Regions from separate parts of the Homo sapiens genome. Here region 2 is linked to region 1. A link is a loop called in an ENCODE intact Hi-C map of the cell type or tissue named here. Cell type or tissue: B cell. All regions are shown on one strand. Links, peaks and the distances in the headings refer to the core of each region. The heading gives the core; the rest is flanking DNA. Region 1 has its middle 17 kb from the start of BEND3. Region 2 has its middle 24 kb from the start of SCML4.

Region 1 (11,049 bases), core at 1,439-9,438:
CGGAGGTTGGAGTGAGCCAAGATCACGCCATTGCATTCCAGCCTGAGCAACAAGAGCAAAACTCCATCTCAAAAAAAAAAAAAAAAAGATTATCCTGCCCCACATACTTACTGAACATATTTGATCTGAGATTATTTACGAAAATATTGTAGTAAGGAAATCCCAATTCAGCCAAATAATCAAATATTCAATTTTTACAGTAAAATATATGTATGTAACACAGCATCTTCCCTTTTTATATTTTATATTTCTTAATGGTGAGGGTCTCTGTCATCCATACTGGAGTGATTATAGCTCACTTGTAGCCTCAAATTCCTGGGCTCAAGCAATCCTTCTGCCTAAGTCTCCCGAAGTGCTGGGATTACAGGCATGAGCCACCACACCAGGTCGCCACTGTCTTAATAATATATTAGAATGTTCACTTTTACTAGTATAGTACCTTGTTTATTGATTCTGCCAGGGGCAATTTCTGAATTGAATAATAAGGTTTTTGAAAAAAATGTTATACATTTAATACACCAAAAGGAGTTTAGCACCTTGAAGGTTTATCTGCCGAGTTAATAATAAACATATGATACTAGTTATTACTGAGCCATTGCTGATTTGAAGGACTAAAGCAACACAACCCCTATGCTCTGGGAAGATGATAAATTTAGGAGCAGAAAGTTCAGGCTCAAATTACCTTTGTTTCATCATTTTCTTTGGTGGTGGGAGAGAGATGCTGGTCTCAGTGTGATACTGACTTAGGTGGTCAGGAGTGGGGCAAGAATATTAGAAATCCACCAGATGAAAATCCTTCAAATAAACGACCTTATTACCCCCTTGACCTATATAATCAGCATGGAGCAAACAGGAATAATTGCCCTGTGCAACCCGAGTGTGTGAGTTTGAGGGAAGGGGGACAGAGGAATTCAATAACCAATAACCCACATTTACCTACTTCTTCCCTCTGAATATTTTACATTAGAAATGACAGAAGATTTGGGTTCCTTTCCCCTAATAAAATGAAAACCATTTTTTAGAAGAAAGTAATAGAATCAGCAGAAACCAGTGGCATATGTGTGGTGAAACTCATAGCGAGTATTGGGACAGACATGGCACATATGTTTTACTCCTCTAAGACTCAAACATTTGGTATTTCCTGAATTCTCTTTGTGGAGATAACAAAGTTTTCAAATGGCATATATAACAAAATATATTACATCCAAGTTGATAGCCAATGATTTAATAACATTTAATATTAAAACAATTAAGACACATAAAAAGTGCAGCATCTATAGCCTGTAAATTCTTCCGGCATATTATGATCCTAGCTTTCAGTAAGTAAATGTTATACTTATGGAAGCTGCATTTATTAGGACTTGACATTAGATAAGTAAGTAAATTACTTCAGGTATCAAAGAGTTCTCTACTCTAGGCTGGAATAAGTGAATGTGCTTTCCCAATGCCTATGTTCTGAGATAATTTTTGCAGTGATGGAATTCGGCTCATATCAGCAGTAGAGAGAGGTGAGCAAGACCACTTAGTACCTAAATATAGGGCTGAGAATTCATGCAGCTGGCAGGAGAAGATGAGACCTCTTTGGAAGATGGCTTGGGTAGCTTTAATGTGAAAAAAGCTTCCAAAATTAAAAATGTTTAGTCATTGTAGCTACAAAAAAAAAAAAAAAAAAAAACCACAGGGTTGGGTGCAGTGGCTCATGCCTGTAATCCCAGCACTTTGGGAGGCCAAGGCAGGCAGATCACGAGGTCAAGAGATCGAGACCATGCTGGCCAACATGGTGAAACCCTGTCTCTACTGAAAATACAAAAATTAGCCGGGCATGGTGGCGTGCTCCTGTAGTCCCAGCTACTCAGGAGGCTGAGGCAGGAGAATTGTTTGAACCTGGGAGGCAGAAGTTGCAGTGAGCCGAGATCGCATCCCTGAACTCCAGCCTGGTGACAGAGTGAAACTCAGTCTCAAACAAACAAATAAACAAACAAAGAATTGAGCACCTCTGATTGAAAGCCTTGAGTCCTTTGGGGACTAAGAAATGGATAAGCAAGGTCCCTGTCCTCATAGAACTATCATCTAACCGAGGAATCAATCGTGAGCCCCGGAAACTGTGATGTAAAGCAGAAAGGAGAGGCCCAGAGTGCGGGGGAGCAAGGAGCTCAAAGAGATCAGGAAGATTCCATGGAGGAGGGGCTGAGCAGGATTCTGACCCATGAAGGCTGGGCGAAGGGCACTCTGGGCAGGGAAAATTGCGGGCAGCAGCTGAGGCAGGAAACTGCAGGCCATATTTGGAAACCTATAAATAGCCCTTCTGAGTGAAAAACAGAGAGCACTGTAGTTAGAGGGAGAAGTAACAGGTAAGGCCAGAGAGACAGGTGGTGAACAGATTGAGGCCTTCTTCCAGTCTGAGCCACACATCTTCTGAAACCTGGCAATCAGCCTGGTGCTTGACTATTTCATCGAAGACAAATGTGACCACTGGCAGCCACAAACCAAGAAGACCCTGATCCAAGAACTGGAGCTCTGCTGCTGGCCGCAAATGCTGGTCTCTCAGACTGCTTATCTCGGACTCAGTAATACAGTGGTAACTCGGAATTGGGAAGATGCCAGGAAGAGGGATAGGGACAGAAACATAACCAGTAACTGACCATTGCCCTCTACAGTCTTATACCCCCACATGGCTTCCAAGAAGCCCAGTTTTAAGCTGTTCAGGGGCAATGCCTAATATACTAGAGCAGGGTCACATGTTTGTATATGCAAAGAAGGAGAAACTGCCTTAACACAGCAAAGAATTTAACAAGGAATAAAACAAACGAAGAGTTCTGATCCTGCTGGGTAACAAGAGATCATCCACAAGAGGCAACTGTTAATTTAAAATTTCATGGCATTGCCGGGCACGGTGACTCACGCCTGTAATCCCAGCACTTTGGGAGGCCAAGGTGGGCAGATCACGAGGTCAGGAGATCAAGACCATCCTGGCTAACATGGTGAAACCCCGTCTCTACTAAAAACATATAAAAAATTAGCCAGGTGTGGTGGCAGGCGCCTATTAGTCTCAGCTACTCGGGAGGCTGAGGCAGGAGAATGGTGTGAACCTGGGAGGCGGAGCTTGCAGTGAGCCGGGATCATGCCACTGCACTCCAGCCTGGGCGACAGAGAGAGACTCCATCTCAAAAAAAAATAAATAAAATAAAATAAAATTTCATGGCATTGATGCAATAGGGTAAACAGCCTCTGGATGGATTTCTCACCTTTGCATGTTTACCTTTTTTTTTTTTCTGCTTGAATTTCAATTAGTCTTAGCCTAACAATGGCTTTTTTTTTTTTTTTTTTTTTAGACAGAGTCTTGCTCTGTCGCCCAGACTGGAGTGCAGTGGCGTAATCTTGGCTCACTGCAATCTCTGTCTCCTGGGCTTAAGTGTTCCTCCTGCCTCAGCCTCCTGAGTAGCTGGGACTACAGGAGCGTGCCACCATGCCCAGCTAATTTTTGTATTTTTAGTAGAGACGGGGTTTCATCATGTTGGCCAGGCTGGTCTTGAACCCCTGCCCTCAAATGATCCGCCCAACTTGGCCTTTCAAAGTGTTGGCCACTGTGCTCGGCCCAATAATGGCTTCTTATAGCCAACCAAAACAAATGGAGTACACAAAAGCTCTAAAATAAAAAATACAGTGCTACTATATTCTAAGCATTCAAGAGCTCCTTGATAAGCACAATAAAACCCCATGATAATGCCCTCATCAAAAATATGATTTCATTTTATTTATTTATTTTTGAGACCGTGTCTTGCTCTGTCACCCAGGCTGGAGTATGGTGGTGTGATCATGGCTCACTACAGCTTCACCTCCTGGGCTCAAATGATACTCCCACCTCAGCCTCCTGAGTAGCTGGGACTATAGGCACACACCGCCATGCCTGGCTAATTTTTTGATTTTTTGTAGAGACAGTCTCACTATGTTGCCCAGGCTGGTCTCAAACTCCTGGGTTCAAGTGATACCCCTACCTTGGCCTTTCAAAGTGCTGGGATTACACGCATGAGCTACTGTACCCGGCCAAAAATAAAATTTGTTTTTTTTCTTTTGAGATGGAGTCTTGCTCTGTCGCCAGACTGGAGAGCAGTGGTGCAATCTCGGCTCCCTATAACCTCCGCCTCCTGGGTTCAAGTGATTCTCCTGCATCAGCCTCCCCAGTAGCTGGGACTGCAGGTGCCCAGCACCATGCCTAGCTAATTTTTGTTTTTTTAGTAGAGACAGGTTTCACCATTTTGGCCAAGCTGGTCTTGAACTCCTAACCTCAGGTGATCTGCCCCCCTTGGCCTCCCAAAGTGCTGGGATTACAGGCGTGAGCCACCGTGCCCGGCCAAAAATATAATTTTAGATATGATGCAGAATTGACAGCTGGCTCCCATTCCCTGCCTAGCCCCTAAACAGGGCAGGTAGAGGGAGGTCTTAGAGAGGAGGCCAAGGCCATAAAGATAGGGAAAAGGCATGTGAACTTGTTTCAGAGAGAGAAGAGGTGAGGGGTAAATCTCGTCCTAATTATTCTCCCAGCTGAATCTGGCCAACTAACTGGGACATTTCCCAAATCGCTAATGTTATCCTGCAGCTTCTGCACTCAGAATTGTCCCCAGTAGGCCGGGCATGGTGGCTCACACCTATAATCTCAGCAGTTTGGGAGGCCGAGGAGAGCAGATCACAAGGTCAGGAGTTCAAGACCAGCCTGGCCAATATGGTGAAACCCTGTCGCTACTAAAAATACAAAATTACCTGGGCATGGTGGTGTGTGCCTGTAGTCCTAGCTACTCTGGAGGCTGAGACAGAAGAATCGCTTGAACTGGGTAGGCGGAGGTTGCAGTGAGCCGAGATCGCACCACTGCACTCCAGCCTGGTGACAGAACAAGACTCTGATTCAAAAACAACAACAAAGAAAACAGGATGTTTAGCCAGGTGCGGTGGCTCATGCCTGTAATCCCAGCCCTTTGGGAGGCCGAGGTGGGTAGATCACCTGAGTTCGGGAGTTTGAGACTAGCCTGACCAACATGGAGAAACCCTGTCTCTACTAAAAAAACCCCACAAAATTAGCCAAGCTTGGTGGTGCGTGCCTGTAATCCCAGCTACTTGGGAGGCTGAGGCAGAAGAATCGCTTGAACCTGGGAGGTGGAGGTTGCAGTGAGCCGGGATCACGCCATTGCACTCCAGGTTGGGTAACAAGAGTGAAATTCCGTCTCCAAAAAAAAAAAAATTGTCCCCATTAATATTTAACTTGGGGCCGACCACCACCACCAGGTGGCATCAAATCACAACTGAGTCTGGCATGAATTTATTTTTGATTTATTTAAAAATTTTTTGGTAGAGACAGGGTATTGTTATGCTGCCCAGGCTGGTCTTAGACCCCTGGGCTCAAGCGATCCACCCGCCTCAGCCTCCCAAAGTGCTGAGATTACAAGCCTGAACTGCTGTGCCTGACCTGGCATGAATTTAGATAGGGCAGTTAGCTCCCAAATTCCTCACAGCTAGCTAGACTGACCCACAATGGTCATTTTGTTGTTAACCCTGCAAGAAATTGTAACCTTCCATTTCATATGACTGATTTATTTGGATCTCAGTTATAATTACAATTACAATTATAATTACAATAGGATTTACTGTATTAATTTATAACCAATAATTGATGAAAGTACTCTCTTAGTAAACTAAAGGCCAAAGAATATTAAATTAGACATTGTACTAATTATTTTGTGCTAATTATACATATACATATTATATATATAAAATATTTATACACACATATACAGAATGCTCGCTTTGGCAGCACATATACTAAAACTGGAATGATGCAGAGATTAGCATGGCCTCTGCACAAGGATGACACTTTTATTTAACTTTGCAAAAAAAAAAAAATTAAGAAAACCAATAAACACACACACACACACACACACACACACACCCCCCTCATAGCTTGAGTTTATTTATTTTTTGAGACAGGTCTCACTCTGTCACCCAGACTGGAGTGCAGTGGTGCAATCTTGGCTCATTGCAACCTCTGCCTCCCGGGTTCAAGCAATTCTCCTTCCTCAGCCTCCCGAGTAGCTGGGATTACAGACATGCACCACTACTGCCTGGCTATTTTTTTTTTTTCTATTTTTAGTAGAGACGGGGTTTCTACTAAAACCCCGTTTAGTAGAAACGGGGTTTTTTTTAGTAGAGACGGGGTTTCTCCATGTTGGTCAGGCTCATCTCGAACTCCCGAACTCAGGTGATCCACCCACCTCGGCCTCCCAAAGGGCTGGGATTACAGGCATGAGCCACCGCACCCGGCTAAACATCCTGTTTTCTTTTTTGTTGTTGTTTTTGAATCAAAGTCTTGTTCTGTCACCAGGCTGGAGTGCAGTGGTGCCATGTTGGCCAGGCTGGTCTCAAACTCCTGACCCCAAACAATCCACACTGCTCGGCCTCCCAAAGTGTTGGTATTATAGGCGTGAGCCACCGCACTCAGCCCAGTTTATTATATTACTGAAATTTTCAGGCTGGGCATGGTGGCTCACACCTGTAATACCAGCACTTTGGGAGGCTGAAGCTGGAGGAACACCTGAGCTCAGGAGTTCAAGACCTGCCTGGACAATAAAGTGAGACCCCATCTCTACAAAGATTACACAAATTAGCTGGGCATGGGCGTACATACCTGTAGTCCCAGCTACTCAGGTGGCTGAGGTGTGAGGGTTGCTTGAGCCCAAGAGGTCAAGGCTGTAGTGAGCTATGATCATGCCATTGCACTTTAGCCTGAGCAACAGAGTGAGACTCTCTCAAAAAAACCCAAAATAGACAAAGAAAAAATGAAGGCTGGCCATGGTGGCTCACACACGTAATCCTAGCACTTTGGGAGGCTGAGGTGAGAAGACTGCTTTAGCCCAGGAATTTGAGACCAGCCTGGGCAACATGGCGAAACCTCTTCTCTACAAAAACTTACAAAAATTTGCTGGGTGTGGTGGTGTGTGCCTGTAGTCCCAGCTACTCGGGAGGCTGAGGTGGGAGGATTGCTTGAGCCTGGGAGGTCGAGGCTGCAGTGAGCCATGATCACACCACTGCACTCCAGCCTGGGAGACAGACTGATACCCTGCCTCAAAAAAAAAAAAAAAAAAAGGAAAAGAAAAGATGGAAAAAGTACTAGAAAAAAGTGAACCAGGCTGGGCGTGGTGGTTCAGGCCTGTAATCCCAGCACTTTGGGAGGGCAAGGCGGGTGGATTACTTGAGGTCAGGAGTTTGAGACCAGCCTGGCCAACATGGTGAAACCCTGTCTCTACCAAAAATACAAAAAAAAAAAAAAAAAATTAGCCGGGCGGGGTGGCACGCGCCTGTAGTCCCAGCTACTCAGGAGGCTGAGGCAGGAGAATTGCTCAAACCAGGGAGACAGAGGTTGTAGTGAGCCGAGATCACACCACTGCACTCCAGCCTGGGTGACAGAGTGAGACTCTGTCTCAAGAAATACAGTGAAGGAGTTAGTAAAATTTACCACTGGTAGCTGGGCACGGTGGCTCACGCCTGTGATCCTAGCTCTTAGGGAGGCAGAGCCAGGAGGATGGCTTGAGCCCAGGAGTTCGAGACCTGCCTGGGCAATACAGTAAGACCCTGTTCTCCACAAAAAGGGGAGAAAAAAAAAAGAAAGAAAAAAATTACCTCTGGTAAAACTAGTTATTGGACCCTTGAAGGTGACTTATTTGTTTTCTGTCAATATCACCCTGTGTGTTATGTTTTTTCAGGTAGGAGATGGCTTGGTGAGTAGGAATTATCTTCAGTTTCAAATAAATCTCATTTTGGCTTTCATTCCTCTGAAAATTAGCAATACAGGGATGAAAAGAATTGTGCCTGTCTTGCACTATTGTGCACTGTTCTTGCACTAAGAATAGTGCTTCATATCATAAGCACTGTATGTGTTGCCATTATTAGTAACCTTTGCAGTGATTATTGTGCTCTTGGATCACCCAGACACACTCTCCCTCTTGCTGCCATCCCCGCCCCATTCACCCGTCTAAAACAGGTACTGTATGTCTTTTTTTGGCGGGGACAGAGTTTCGCTCTGGTTGCCCAGGCTGGAGTGCAATGGTGCAATCTCGGCTTACTGCGACCTCTGCCTCCTGGGTTCAAGCGATTCTCCTACCTCAGTCTCCTGAGGAGCTGGGATTACAGGCGCCCGCCACCACGCCCAGCTCATTTTGTATTTTTAGTAGAAATGGGGTTTCACCGTGTTGGCCAGGCTGGTCTTGAGCTCCTGACCTCAGGTGATCCACCCACCTCAGCCTCCGAAAGTGCTGGGATTACAGGCGTGAGCCACCATGCCCGGCTAAAACAGGTACTATATGTCAAACACACAACATTGTGTGGCCACTCCTTGAATAGTTCACTGAACATTTTAGATGGCTTCATGCTTACAGAGTTTCTTTCTTTTTTTTTGAGAGAGAGTCTCACTCTGTGGCCCAGGCTAGACAGCCCCCCGAGTAGCTGGGACTACAGGTTCACGTCACCAGAGTGAGACTGCATCTCAAATAATAATAATAAAAAAGTGACCCAAAAGAAAGGGGGAAGAGGCTGGGTGCGGTGGCTCACACCTGTAATCCCAGCACATTGGGAGGCTGATGGGCAGATCACATGAGGCCAGGAGTTTGAGACCAGCCTGGCCAATATGGCAAAACCCTGTTTCTACTAAAAATACAAAAATTAGCCAAGTGTGGTGGCGCATGCCTGTAATCCCAGCTACTGGGGTTACTGAGGCATGAGAGTCTCCTGAACCCGGAGGTGGAGGTTGCAGTGAGCTGAGATTGCGCCACTGCACTCCAGCCTGGGCGACATAGCTAGACCCTGTCTCAAGAAAAAAAAAAAAAAAGAATCGAGGAAGAATCTTAGTATTTGACAATGTAGAATATAAGGGAAAAAATATATAATAAGGGAAAAAGAAGGGTGTTACACACTGATGAATGATAGAGCAAGAAGCACCTGAAAAAATTGCAGGAATAGATACATCAGGTTAAAAGATTTTAACACATGCTTTTCAGAAATTGATAAATTGGAATTACAGTTGTAAGCGACCATGCCCAGCTCAATTTTTATTTGTTTTTGTCTTTATTTATTTATTTTTTTTTGAGACAGGGTCCCACTCTGTTGCCCAGGCTGGAGTGCAGTGGCGCAATCTCAGCTCACTGCAACCTCTGCCTCCCAGGGTCAAGCAATCTTTCCACCCCAGCCTCCCAAGTAGCTGGAACTACAGGTAAGTACCACCACTGCTGGGTAATTTTTGCATTCTTTTGTAGAGACGAAGTTTTGCATGTTTCCAGGCTAGTCTTGAATTCCTGGGCTCAAGTGATCTACCTGCCTTGGCCTCCCAAAGTGCTGGGATTACAGGCATGAGCACCTGGCCTGTCTTTTTGATTTAAATTTCTCTTTGAGATAATCTTATTATTGGATCTGTTTAATTCAATCTGAAAGTCTGTTTTTTAATTGAATTTAATTAATTTTTATTTATTATAATTCATTATAAGTACTTATTTCTGCCTTTTTATTCCATATTTTTCATTTACTACAGGTCTTGGTCTGTTTTGTGTTGCTATAACAGAATTAGGCTGGGTAATTTATCAAGAGGTTTATTTGGCTCAGGATTCTGGTGGCCGGAAGGTTCAAGATTGGGTAGCTGCATCTGGTGAAGGTCTCAGGCTGCTTCCACTCATGGTGGAAAGAGGAAGGGGAATGGGAGTGTGCAAAGATCATAAGGCAAGAGAGAAAGCAAGGGAGAAAAACCAAGGAAGCTAGACTCTTAACAACCCACTCTCTGGAAAGCTAACTCATTCCTGCAAGTGTGAGAATGGGTTCCTGGGAGAGCATTAATCCATTCATGAGAAATCCACCCCCATGACCCAAACACCTCCCACTAGGCCCCACCTCCCAACACTGCCACATTGGGAATCAAATTTCTTTCTTTCTTTTTTTTTTTTTTGAGACGGAGTCTCGCTCTTGTTGCCCAGGCTGGAGTGCAATGGCCTGATCTCAGCCCACTGCAACCTTTGCCTTCCAGGTTCAAGCGATTCTCCTGCCTCAGCCTCCCGAGTAGCTGGGATTACAGGCATCCACCACCTCGCCCAGCTAATTTTTTGTATTTTTAGTAGAGACGGGGTTTCACTATGTTGGCCAGGCTGGTCTCGAACTCCTGACCTCAGGCAGTCCACCCGCCTTGGCCTCCCAAAGTGCTGGGATTACAGGCGTGAGCCACTGTGCCCAGCTGGGAATCAAATTTCAACATGAGTTTTGATAGGGACACACCATATCCAAACCATAGCACTACACATTTTTCTTTTCCCCTTTCTTCTTTGCATTGGATTGTTGCTTTTATTAGTTGTTGCTGGCTTAAATGTTAAGCATTCCAGTACGCCTGGAACCTGTCTTACTTCAAAGTTCATGTGTGTCTGCTGCATCACTCCAGGAATTATTATTATCTTTTTTTTTTTTTTTTTGAGATGGAGTCTTGCTCTGTCACCCAAGTTGGAGTGCACTGGCATGATCTCAGCTTACTGAAATCTCCGCCTCCCGGGTTCAAGTGATTCTTCTTCCTCAGTCTCCCAAGTAACTGGGACTACAGACATGTGCCACCATGCCCAGCTAATTTTTTGCATTTTTAGTAGACACAGGGTTTCACCATGTTGCCTAGGCTGGTCTCGAACTCCTGACCTCAAGTGATTCACCTGCCTCGGCCTCCCAAAGTGCTGGGATTACAGGCATGAGCCACCACGCCCGGCCCTCACCAGGAATTATATGTCAATGGAAGTTTAGGAATGTATCATCGACTCCAGTGGATCTAAAACAGGGTGTGTGTGTGAGAATTACCTGAAAATTCTGAAAAACATAGGTCTGGATACAGCCCTTATTCTAATGCAAGCCCTTGATTTTAATATGAGTGGTTCATAGACCATATTGTGCAAATACTGTTCTAATCCAACCTCTTCCCTTTTTTTTTTTTTTTTTTTTTTTGAGGCTGAGTTTCGCTCTTGTTGCCCAGGCTGGAGTGCAATGGTGCGA
Region 2 (11,049 bases), core at 1,384-9,383, 720 kb after region 1:
AAGCTGCTCAGGCTTTCTTGTGGTTAATGCTTACATGGTGTTTATTTTTCATTCTTCTACTTATAATAAATATATATTTTTATATTTCATGTGAGACAATATCAAATCGCCTAATATGCATGCAATCAAAATACCAAAAGGAGAAGAGAGATTGAGAAGAAATATTGGGAGAACGAATGGCCAAGATTTCTTCCAAAATTCATGACAGATACCAAACCACAGATCTAAGAAGCTCAGAAACATCAAGCGAAACACAAAAACAAACAAACGATTGATCAAAAATGTCACACCTAGGTATATCATTTTCAAACTGCTGAAAATAGAAGACAGGAAATCCCAAAGACAGCCAGGGAAAAAAGGCATATTATATTTTTTGGGAAAGGCAGGAGACTCCCAAAGAGTGATCAGAAACATTGTTCCACTGCCCCTTTAAAGGTCACCAACCTGAAATTTAAAAACAAATCTAGAATTGGCTTCACCAAACTTAGAGCAACCTATTTTGCACCAATCTGAAAACTTTCAGTAAAGTACCCTTTGACCACCAGGAATTCCAAAGCACAGGGAAGTGGCTTATTCAAAATCACCCAGGAAAACAACTCCCACACACACACAAGTACACTTCCGTCACCCACCCACATCTTCATCAACCTGCCTGCTCTGCCCACTGGCCCTGCCGGTAACATTTGTGCTGTCATCGCCCACAGGCCCTGCAGAGTTGGGATTGTAGAAGAGCACTGCCCCCAGAGACACATTCAACTTTGCGGGAGAAGGAGATTGAACATGTTTCCAGGCAGGGATAACCCACCCAAACTTCCAGAAACCAGTTAGAGGGTGTAGGCAGGGACTTTGCCACACACTGGTGTTCACAGAATTAGGGAGACCCTAATAAAGAGATGGGAAGGTTGGCCAGTGCTGCTGGCAATGTACTGTTAGCCAGCTTTGGGAAAATGCACTGTGCTTTCTCCACCACTGAGAGGAAGAGAGAGAGAGAGAGAGAGAGAAGCAAAACAAAGCAAAAACAATGGGGAAATGTTTTTAAAGTTTAAAGGCAAAGAGAAAAATAATGATGGCAGATTGGGTGGGAGAAATCATCAAGGATACAGTATGAAAAGACAGAACAAAATGAGTATGTGCTTGCAAAAGAAAAGCTAGATGCTAGACAGAGGAGAATTTAAAAATAAAATGTAAACCATGCAACAAAGCTATTAAATGATGGGAAACAGACATGAATTTGTGTAAGGAAGAGAAAGGGAGACGATGAGTCTGACAGCAAGAAAACTCGATGGGATATTTGTTGTGGAGGGAGAGTGCCAAGGACGGAAGGCAGAAAAAAGGGCGCTGGTCCTCAAGTACAGAAGTAGAATGGTCTTCTATCACAATCTCTTTTTACCTTAAATGTATTAAGAAAAAATTACTAATGAGCTCACAATGTATCAAGAAGTCAATGATTCAAATCATCTGCCACTGGGCACAGTGACTTATGCCTGTAATCCCAACACGCTGGAAGGCCGAGGCTGGAGGATCACTTGAGGCCAGGAGTTGGAGATCAGCCTAGGCAACAGAATGAGATCCTGTCTCTACATAATATTTTTAAAATTTGCTGAACGTGGTAGCACAGGCCTGTAGTCCCAGCTACTTGGGAGGCTGAGGCAGGAGGATCACTTGAGGCCAAGAGTTCGAGGTCACAGTGAGCCTATAGTCCCAGTGGGGAAGGGGTACAGCTTTCCCTCACTGCAGTCAATTCTCCACCTCATTTGTCCTCATATCAAATTCTGTACCTCTAACACTCATTATATATTTTAGGGAGACTAAGAAATCATATCCCTGGCTGGGCATGGTGGCTCACACCTGTAATCCCAACACTTTGGGAGGCCAAGCTGAGAGGATTGCTTGAGGCCAGGAGCTGGAGACCAGCCTAGGCAATATAGTAAGACTACGACTCAACAACAACAACAAAATGTTTAATTTTAAATATGTATATTAAAAAAAAAAAAAAAAAAGGCCTGGCATGGTGGCTCACACCTGTAACCCCAGCATTTTGGGAGGCTGAGGCAGGCAGATCATTTGAGGTCAGGAGTTCAAGACCAGCCTGGCTAACATGGTGAAACCCCATCTCTATTAAAAGTACAAAAAATTAGCCGGGCATGTGGCACACGCCTATAATCCCAGCTACTTGGGAAGCTGAGGCAGGAGAATCGCTTGAACCCAGGAGGCAGAGGTTGCAATGAGCCAAGAATGCACCACTGCACTCCAGCCCGGGCGACAGAGCTAGAAAACAAAAAAAAAATCTCATCCCCAACATAGTAACACAAAGGAGTTCACATCAGCAAAAAGGATCATCTGAAATTAGGCTTAGAGGTCAAACAGTCTGTCCTAATGCAGTGGGACCCAGAGGCCCCGACCACCAGTTAACATCACTGGAGCCTAGAGACGCTCCGGGGCCCGGCACTAGGAGGAGATGGCATCTACTGTTAGCTTGTTTTCACCTTGGCCTTAGCAGCTACTGGAAAGGTGACGGTTCTCCGGAAATTACAGAATGATTGCCTGGATTCTTTTTTCTTTTCAAACGAATGGAGGAAAAGGGATTTTCTCACTTGCTTGAGAGATTTCCTGTTACTAATTAGAACATTACAATCTTAAGAGGATGATAGGTGACCCAAGTCTGAATTTGAAACTCTTCAGGGACAACGCTCCTTCAGAAAGGAATGGGCAAGGGTGTTCTTTGGAATCCTCAGATTTCAATTGTGTATGACAGAACACAGGGTTACATTAGGGTTTTATGAGCAAGAGGATACAGTGTGGAGACACAGGGCTTTATGAGACCCAAATTACTATGAACATTTACTACACGTGGTATTACATTTTTACCTCGTATCTTCCAGATGCTGGGCCCTTGTTTCTTTCCTCGACAAATGCCTGGCTCCCCATTGAACTCAGGTGCCACACGTGTTGGGCAAATCTGTGGGGAATGTTCCAGTGAAGGTCCTGTCCCCACCTGCAGTGACAGGAGACAAGTGGGCCTCTGATGTGGGGAGAGAAGGGCGCTCCCTGAGTGAGCCTCCTGCCAGCAGCCCGGAGCCGGCCTCAGACTCCACTCTCCCAGGAGGCCAGCACTCCCCAAGTTCTAGGACCTTCCTGGCCAAAGCCTTAGCCTAGCAGCCTGTCCACTGAGGAACTGACTGGATCCTGAAAAAGGTCCTTGTCAAGCACCAATGAACTCCTCCTCCATTCATCAGGGTTTCCTTGGTGTTAAGGGTTGAACTGTATCCACCCCAAAAAATATATGTTGGAATCCTAACACCTAGCACTTCAGAAAGTGACCTGATTTGGAAATAGGGTCTTTACAGAGGTAAACAAGTTAAAGGGAGATCATTAGGTGGGCTCCGATCCAGTGTGACTGGTGTCCTCATAAAAAGGACCAACTTGTCACAGAGATGGGCACGCATAGAGGGAAGAGGAAGTGCAAAGACACAGGGAGACGAGAACCATCCCAGAGCCAAGAAGAGTCTGGAACAGATCCTTCCCTCACCAGCCTCAGACCGAGCCAACCCTGCTGACACCTTGAGTGTGGACTTCTGCCTCCAGAACAGTGAGACAATCAAGCTCTGTTGTCCAAGCCCCCTTGATTGTGGCATTTGTTACATCAGCCCTAGCAGATGAATACACTTGGCCTCCTCTCCTCTGAGACCCAGGCAGGTCAGGGCCAAGGGGGAGCTCATCTGCATCTGAGCCACCCATCTTTGGAGTGAGGGCAATGAACTCAAGCAGGGCCAGGCAGTGTTATTAGGAATATTATAGGTGGCTGGGTTCCTTAGGATGGATTGAGACCCTTGGTCCAAAATCTAAATGTAATAGAAACATATTACATGTTTGTTGTGTGTGTGCATGTGTGTGTGTCCCATAGGATAGTGGGTGTGAAATGGTTACCCAGGAGTTAAGGTCCCCAGGAGGGTCTTGTCTTGAACAAGGTCTTGTTCAGGGTGGTGTACAGGTGGTACCTGTATCATGACGTCCCTATGTCTACCCCACAGAATCATTCCTATTCAGTGTGGACCCCCGTCAAAAAGTAAATCCCTGCCAAAAATAGCAAAATATACATTTGCCCATAAAGAGAAATTAATATAAATATATTCAGCTCCTCTGAAGAAAATTTTCTATAGACATGAAGGGCAGCAGCTTTAGCTACGTGCCATGACTTAAATGATCAGTCACTTCTTTTAAAAATCTGTTAAGAAAGCTAACTTTTTAAAAAAGTTGTGGGGTAGGGGGCAGGCATGGTGGCTCATGCCTGTAATTCCAGCACTTTGGGAGGCCCTGGTAGGAAGATTGCTTGAGCCCAGGAGTTCAAGACCAGCCTGGGCAACATAGTGAGACTCTGTCTCTAGAAAAAAAAATTAAAATTAGCTGGGCATGGTAATGCACACCTGTGGTCCCAGCTACTCCGGAGGCTGAAGTGGAAGGATTGCTTAAGCTGGGGAGGTAGAGGCTGCAGTGAGCTGTGTTGGTGCCACTGCACTCCAGCCTGGGTGACAGAGTGAGACCCTGTCTAAAAAAAATAAAAATAAAAAAAGTCACAGACAAGGTTGTACTTGATCTTACCTGAAACAAAACAGAGAGAAGTAGGATTTTTAAAAAGCTAGCTGGGTTTTTATAAATGGAATTATATAGATAGATTTTCAAAAGACCAAATAGAAATAAGTATCTTGCATAGTGAGGGCTTCCCACATGTTTTTATTTCTCCTCAAGCTTCCCCCTCCCTCCCTGCACCTAAATCCGTTCCCGGCTAGAGTTGCTAGAAGAAAAATACAGGACACCTAGTCAAATTTGCATTTCAAGAAAAACAAGGAAAGCTTTTTCAAAGTGTAAGTACATCCCAAATACTTCATGGGACATGTTTATACTAAAAATTCATTTGTTGTTTATCTGAAATGCAAATTTAACTGGGCATCTTTTTTGGGGTGTGCTGGATCTGGAGACCCTCTTTCTGCCAGAACGCACGGGCTGTGTGAGGGGCGTCCTACTGAGGGTCGGGCTTGATGGCCCGGGTCGGTTATATCTGTCCCCCGGCTAGGAGAGGCTCTGAGGCAATAACTGCAGCTGTTCCCCTCCCCCAGGACGGGGGTCGGGGGTCGGGCCTTGGGGAGCCCCCTTAGGAGGCAAGGCGCTAGAAACTAGAGAAGCGACAGGGACCCTTTTTTTGCGTCTGAGTCCAAGGAGAAACAGCTGGGTCTAAGGGAGACGGTCGGGACTCTGGGTCTGACTCAACGAATGCCGGAGGCCACCCTGAGCTCCAGAGTGGTGGAGTCCGGGACGTGGCTGCGAGGGGTCTGTGGGAGCCGGGGGCACGGCAGCGTCGCTCCAGCCCCACTGGCCGGCCCGGGACTCCAAGAAGAGGCAGCGGATCTCCCAGTCCCTGACCAGCCTGGCCGGGCCCCGGTCGGCCACCTCGCGCCCCCTGGTGGCCACAGAGGGAGAAGCCGCCCGCTCATTTCTCCTGCTGCCGCTGGAATCCGGACTCCGGGGGCTGAGCGCCTGGACCGGAAGGAGGAAGGGAACACGGCAGAGTCCTCGGGGGAGCTAGGGCTTCGTGGGGCAGGAAGAAGACAGTGGCCGTTTCCACCGAAGACACCACGTGCAGTGTCTTCACAGGCAAAGCAATCCCAGCTGTGAATCCCACGGAGCACCTACCTGCTCACCAAATTCTGGTGGCAGAACGAAGCCTCCGGTTGACGTCCCCAGGGGAGATCCCCCGTCGCTCCTGAGAACACCTTTGCCGACTCCCCTCTGCAGGCATTAGGCCATTGGGGAACTGAATGCTTTCCTGGCCCCACCAGTTAGCCACCTTGTGTGATACGGAAATCTCATCTTTTCAAATATAAGACTTGTCAAGCTGTAGGAAAAATACATGTGAACATCCTCCTCACTCAGCAGTAACATCCTCAGGCTCTTGCAGCTAACCCAAAATGAAAAGATCGAGGTCTGAAGACTTGGTTTACATTATTCACACAATGATTTCATCCTCTTTCCCCTTCCCTCAAGGCTGTGGGAATGTTCTCTAAGAGGTGGAAGAATCCAGACTCAGGTGTTCTGAGTGAAAATCAAGGGCAAGGGTTGTGCTTACGCCCCACGCGGCTCTTCCCCCACCCCGCCCGTCCCCCAGCAAGTTAAGGGCAGAGTGGTCAGAGCCAACGCTGTATTCAAGATGGCTAATTTTATTGGTCAGTTTGGCCAGACCAAGGTACCCAGATACTTGGTCAAACATTGATCTGGATGTTGCTGTGAATGTATTTTTCAGATAAGAATAACATTTAAGGTGGGGCCGAGGCAGGAGGATTACTTGAGTCCAGGAATTCAAGACCAGCCTGGGCAACATATGAGACTGTCTCCACAAAAAATTTTAAAAATTAGCCAGGCATGGTGGCTCCACCTGTGGTTCCAAACTATTAACTGCTTGAGCCCGGGAGGTCGAGGCTGCAGTGAGCCGAGATTACACCACTGCCAGCCTGGGCGACAGAGTGAAACCCAATCTTCAAAGAGAGAGAGAAAGAGACATTTAAACCAGTAGATTGGGTAAATTACCCTCCATAATGTGGGTGGGTCTCACCCAATCAGTTAAAGGTCCTTTCCTTTTAAGAAAGGAGAAAGCTCGACCTTCCTGAGGAAGAGGGAATTCCGCCTCCAGGAGGCCTTTGGTTTTGAGACTGCAGCATCAGTTCTTCCCTGGGTCTCCAGCTTGCTGATCTACCCTTGAGATTTAGGACTCAATCTCCACAATCACATGAGCCAGTGCCTTAAAAAATCAATCAATCTGTCTCTACTGATAGAAAGATCTATTATCTATCTATAGAGAGAGGGACATCTATATGTCTATATGGATAGATTATCCATCTAGAGAAATAGAGGGAGATTTATTAATAGGAGATATATATACATCCGTGTGTGTGTGTTTATCTGTCAATCTCCTGTCGGTTCGATTTATCTGGAGAGCCCTGACTGAAGGTCCTTAGGGCCTTGGCATCAGCTCAGCCCAGGACCATTCCCCTCACCCACTCCAGAGCATGGCTCTAGCAATCCCTATCTCCTGCCTTATCACCTTCCCTTTCCAGTGGGTGATTTCCTTCTGCAGAAAACAACTGTTGTTTCTCTCATTCTTGAAAATCTTGACCCCACTTCTCTTCCAGCTACTACTAGTTTTTGTTTTGTTTTTTGTCCTGTCTGCAACAAAATTCCTCTAAAAAGTCTGTACTTTCTCCAAGTTCTCTCCTCCAATTCTCTGTCATTTTATTGTGAAATATAGCACACACAGAGAAAAAGGGCAAAACCAGAAACATACAGTTTGATGATTTCTCCAAAACCCTTACAACCGCCAACCAGATCAAGAAATAGCACATTGGCAAGAGTTCAGAAGCCTTCCTCATGCCCCCTCCCAGTGTCCACCCCATCTGCCCCTAAGGGTAAACACCATCCTGACCTTCATGATAATCAGTTCCTTGATTTATTTTTTTTGTACCATCTAGGCATGCATCCCCAAACGCTGTACTTCATTGTTACCCATTTTTTGATCTTCAGATAATGAAATAACACAAGGAGTCATCTGTAAAATTTACCCATGTCAACATGTATAACTGCATTTCATTTGTTTTTGTTAAATTGTAGAATCTTTTTGTTGTTGTTGTTGCTGTTGTTGTTGTTTTGTTTTGAGACGGAGTCTCGCTCTGTCACCCAGGCTGGAGTGCAATGGCACGATCTTGGCTCACTGCAACCTCCGCCTCCCGGGTTCAAGCGATTTTTCCTGCCTCAGCCTCCCGAGTAGCTGGGACTACAGGCCCCCGCCACCAGGCCCGGCTAATTTTTGTATTTTTAGTAGAGATGGGGTTTCACCATGTTGGCCAGGCTGGTCTCGAACTCCTGACTTTGTGATCCACCCCCCACCCCCACCCCACCCCCTTGGCTTCCCAAAGTGCTGGGATTACAGGCATCAGCCACCATGCCCGGCCAGTACTTTGTGGAATCTTAATGCATTATTTATCCACTGCTGCATAATGTATTACCCCAAAACATAGCAGCTTTAGACTAACGTTTATTATTTCACATACGTTCTGAAAGTCAGGAATCTGAGAGTGGCTTAGCTGGGTGCTCTGGCCCAGGGTCCTCTCATGCAGTTGCAGCAAAGCTGCTGCCTGAGGCTGTCGTCTCTGAAGACTTAACTGGGGCTAAAGGAGCCTCTTCCAAACTCACTCCCAAGCCTGTTGACAGACTTGGGTTCCTCACTACTTGGGCCTCTCCATAGGGCTGCTCATGACATAGATTCCCCAGAGCAAATAAGCCAAGAGACAGAGTGTGAGTGACAGAGCTCCCAAGATGGAAGCTGTAATGTCACGTTGCCTGTCACGTGGCACAGCATCACTGCTGCCCACAAGCCACTGGTCACGTAGGAGAACCCTGGCCCACATGGGAGGGAACCACATGAAGATGTGAGCACCAGGAGGCAGGAATCATCTGAAAGGCTGCCTACCACAACCCTTGGATAAACACAGAAAAATGTACCCATTCTTTTAGTGGTAAACATTTAGGCTGTTTCTAGTTTAGGGCTATTGTGATAGAGCTTCTGTGAACATTCTTGTTCATGTCTATTGGTGCATACGTGCACGCATTTCTTTCGGGTAAATATCTAGAAGTGTAACTAACGGCAAACTGTTTTACAAAGTGATCCACAAATGTACACACCCTCCAGGAATATATGAGATTTCCAGTTGTTACATGTTCTCAATTCCACTTGATATGGTCCATCCCTTTAACTTCAGCCATTCTGGTGAGCTTGAATTAATAGCTCATCGTGGCTTCAATTTGCGTGTCCCTGATGGATAAAGAGCTTGAACAGCTTTTCATGTATTTCTTGGCCATTAGGATATGCTGTCTTGGGACATGCAGTAGACGTGGAGCTAGGGCGTTCAAGTCTTCCTTCCAGCAAGGACTTGCAGCCCAGCTGTGGGGAGTGTGGTTTGCAGACGGTCACCAGCTCCTTCAGGTTCTGCCCGAACAGCAGAGAACCACCTTGTCCAAGGTCATGCTCTTCCTGAGTATGACTGAGTGTTGAATGAGCAAGGGAAGGCCAAAGCACAGCCGTTCAGCCTGAATGGGGCGGATTGATAAGCAATTCCACTCCCAAGCCCCACCAGGTTGGCCCAAGCTGTGCTAGGCTACATCGCAGTTCAACTCCTTTCTCTGCTCCATCCTGCTTCTTCCCTCTTTGTTCACAATAAACATCTTGATTCCTAATAAACATCTTGCACCGCAAACTCCTTTCCAGGGTCTGCTTCTGAAGAAATCCATCTGCGGTGTGAAGTGCCTTTTTGAAAAAAAGGCCTATTGCCCGTCTTCCTGTGGGGTTGTCTAGTTTTTTTCTTACCAATTTGCTGCTTTTTGTTTAGTGTGGATACAAGTCCTTTGTCAATTACATGTGTGGCAAATATCTTCTCTCACTATGTGTCTTGCCTTGTTAATTTCTTTATTGTGTCTTTGAAGAACAAAAGGTCTTCATTTAGATGTAATTCAATTTATCAATTTATTTCTTTTCTATATACGTTCTTTGTATCCTGTTTAAGAAATATTTTCCTATCCTAAGGTTATGAATGTATTCTCCTATATTATATTCTAAAAGCTTTTATTGTTTTGCCTTTCAGATTTACATTTATACACCACCTGGAATTAATTGTTTCATAAGGCGTGAGGCTGGGACCATGTAACATTTTTTTCCCAATTGGATATGCTATTGCCCCAGCACTATATTTCGAAAATGCCTTCTTTCCCCATGGTGCTGTAATGCCAACTCGTCCCGTACATCAAGTGTGAGTCTGCCCACATATGTGGGTCTGTTTCTGGATTTCCATTCTATATCATTGGCCTATCTGTTTTTGTCCCAATACCACACAGTCCAATACCCATTGGTTTTTTTCCCCAATTTTTAAAAGTGTGGTAAAATACACACAACATAAAATTCACCATCTTAACTGGGTTTAAGAGTACAGTTCAGGCCTGGCGCGGTGGCTCACGCCTGTAATCCCAGCACTTTGGGAGGCCGAGGCGGGCAGATCACTTGACGTCAGGAGTTCAAGACCAGCCTGGCCAACATGATGAAACCCCATCTCTACTAAAAATACAAGAATTAGCCAAGTATGGTGGTGCGTGCCTGTAATCCCAGCTACTTGGGAGGCTGAGGCAGGAGAATCACTTGAACTTGGGAGGCAGAGGTTGCAGTGAGCCGAGATTGCACCATTGCACTCCAGCCTGGACAACAAGAGCAAAACTCGGTCTCAAAATTAAATAAATAAATAAATAAGTACAGTTCAGTGGTATTAAATACATTCATAACGTGCAATCATCACCACATCCACTTCCAGAACTCTTTTCATCTTGTGAAACTGAAACTCTACACCAGTTAAACACTAACGCCCCATTCCTCCTCCCATCCCAGCAACCACCATTCTGTTTTCTCTCTATGAATTTGACTACTCTGAGTACCTCATGTAAGTGGGATCATACAGTATTTGTCTCTTTGTGACTGGTGTATTCACTTAACATAATGTTTAGCATAATGTCCTCAAGGTTCATCTGTGTTTTAGCATGTATCATAATTTCTTTCCTTTTTAAGGATGAATAATATTGCATTGTATATCTATATCACGTTTTGTTTTATTTATTCATCTATCGATGGACACTTAGGTTGCTCCGCATTTTAGCTATTGTAAATAATGCTGATATAAACAGGTATACACATATCTCTTTGAGACCCTGCTTTTAGTTCTTTTGGGTATATACTCAGAAGTAGAGTTGCTGGACCATATATCCTACGGTACCTCTAATTTTAATTTTTTGAGGAACCACCATACTACTTTCTAAAGCAGGCACACCATTTTACATTTCCAGTAATATTTCACAAAAGTTCCAGTTTTTCCACATTGTCATGAATACCTGTTATTTTCTGGGTTTTTTTTTTTTTTTTGGTAGTAGCCATCGTATTGGGTGTGAGATGTTATCTCATTGTGATTT

What was found. Hi-C counts contacts between places; a loop is a spot of excess contacts. Peaks named below come from ENCODE experiments on the same cell type or tissue, not always from the same donor. Only the 100,000 strongest peaks of a DNase experiment are listed, where the experiment ranks them.
Region 2: it touches region 1 in a loop (9-fold over the local background); 9 of 110 quality-filtered maps call a loop at or near these places.

Annotation. Positions count from the first base shown.
Region 1 is chr6:107,127,284-107,138,332 of GRCh38, forward strand. It overlaps the pseudogene RNU6-1299P. Among named protein-coding and RNA genes, the nearest start is that of BEND3, 17 kb to the left of the region's middle. RefSeq lists an enhancer at 2,445-2,534. In B cell, for the core only: a CTCF peak has its summit at 5,285 (motif pointing right); a DNase peak (open chromatin) is centred at 5,268.
Region 2 is chr6:107,842,954-107,854,002 of GRCh38, forward strand. It overlaps a transcript of SCML4 not described here. Among named protein-coding and RNA genes, the nearest start is that of SCML4, 24 kb to the left of the region's middle. RefSeq lists silencers at 5,232-5,526, 5,298-5,397. In B cell, for the core only: CTCF peaks have their summits at 5,474 (motif pointing left) and 5,677; a DNase peak (open chromatin) is centred at 5,448; H3K4me3 peaks cover 1,253 bases; H3K27ac peaks cover 656 bases; H3K27me3 peaks cover 948 bases.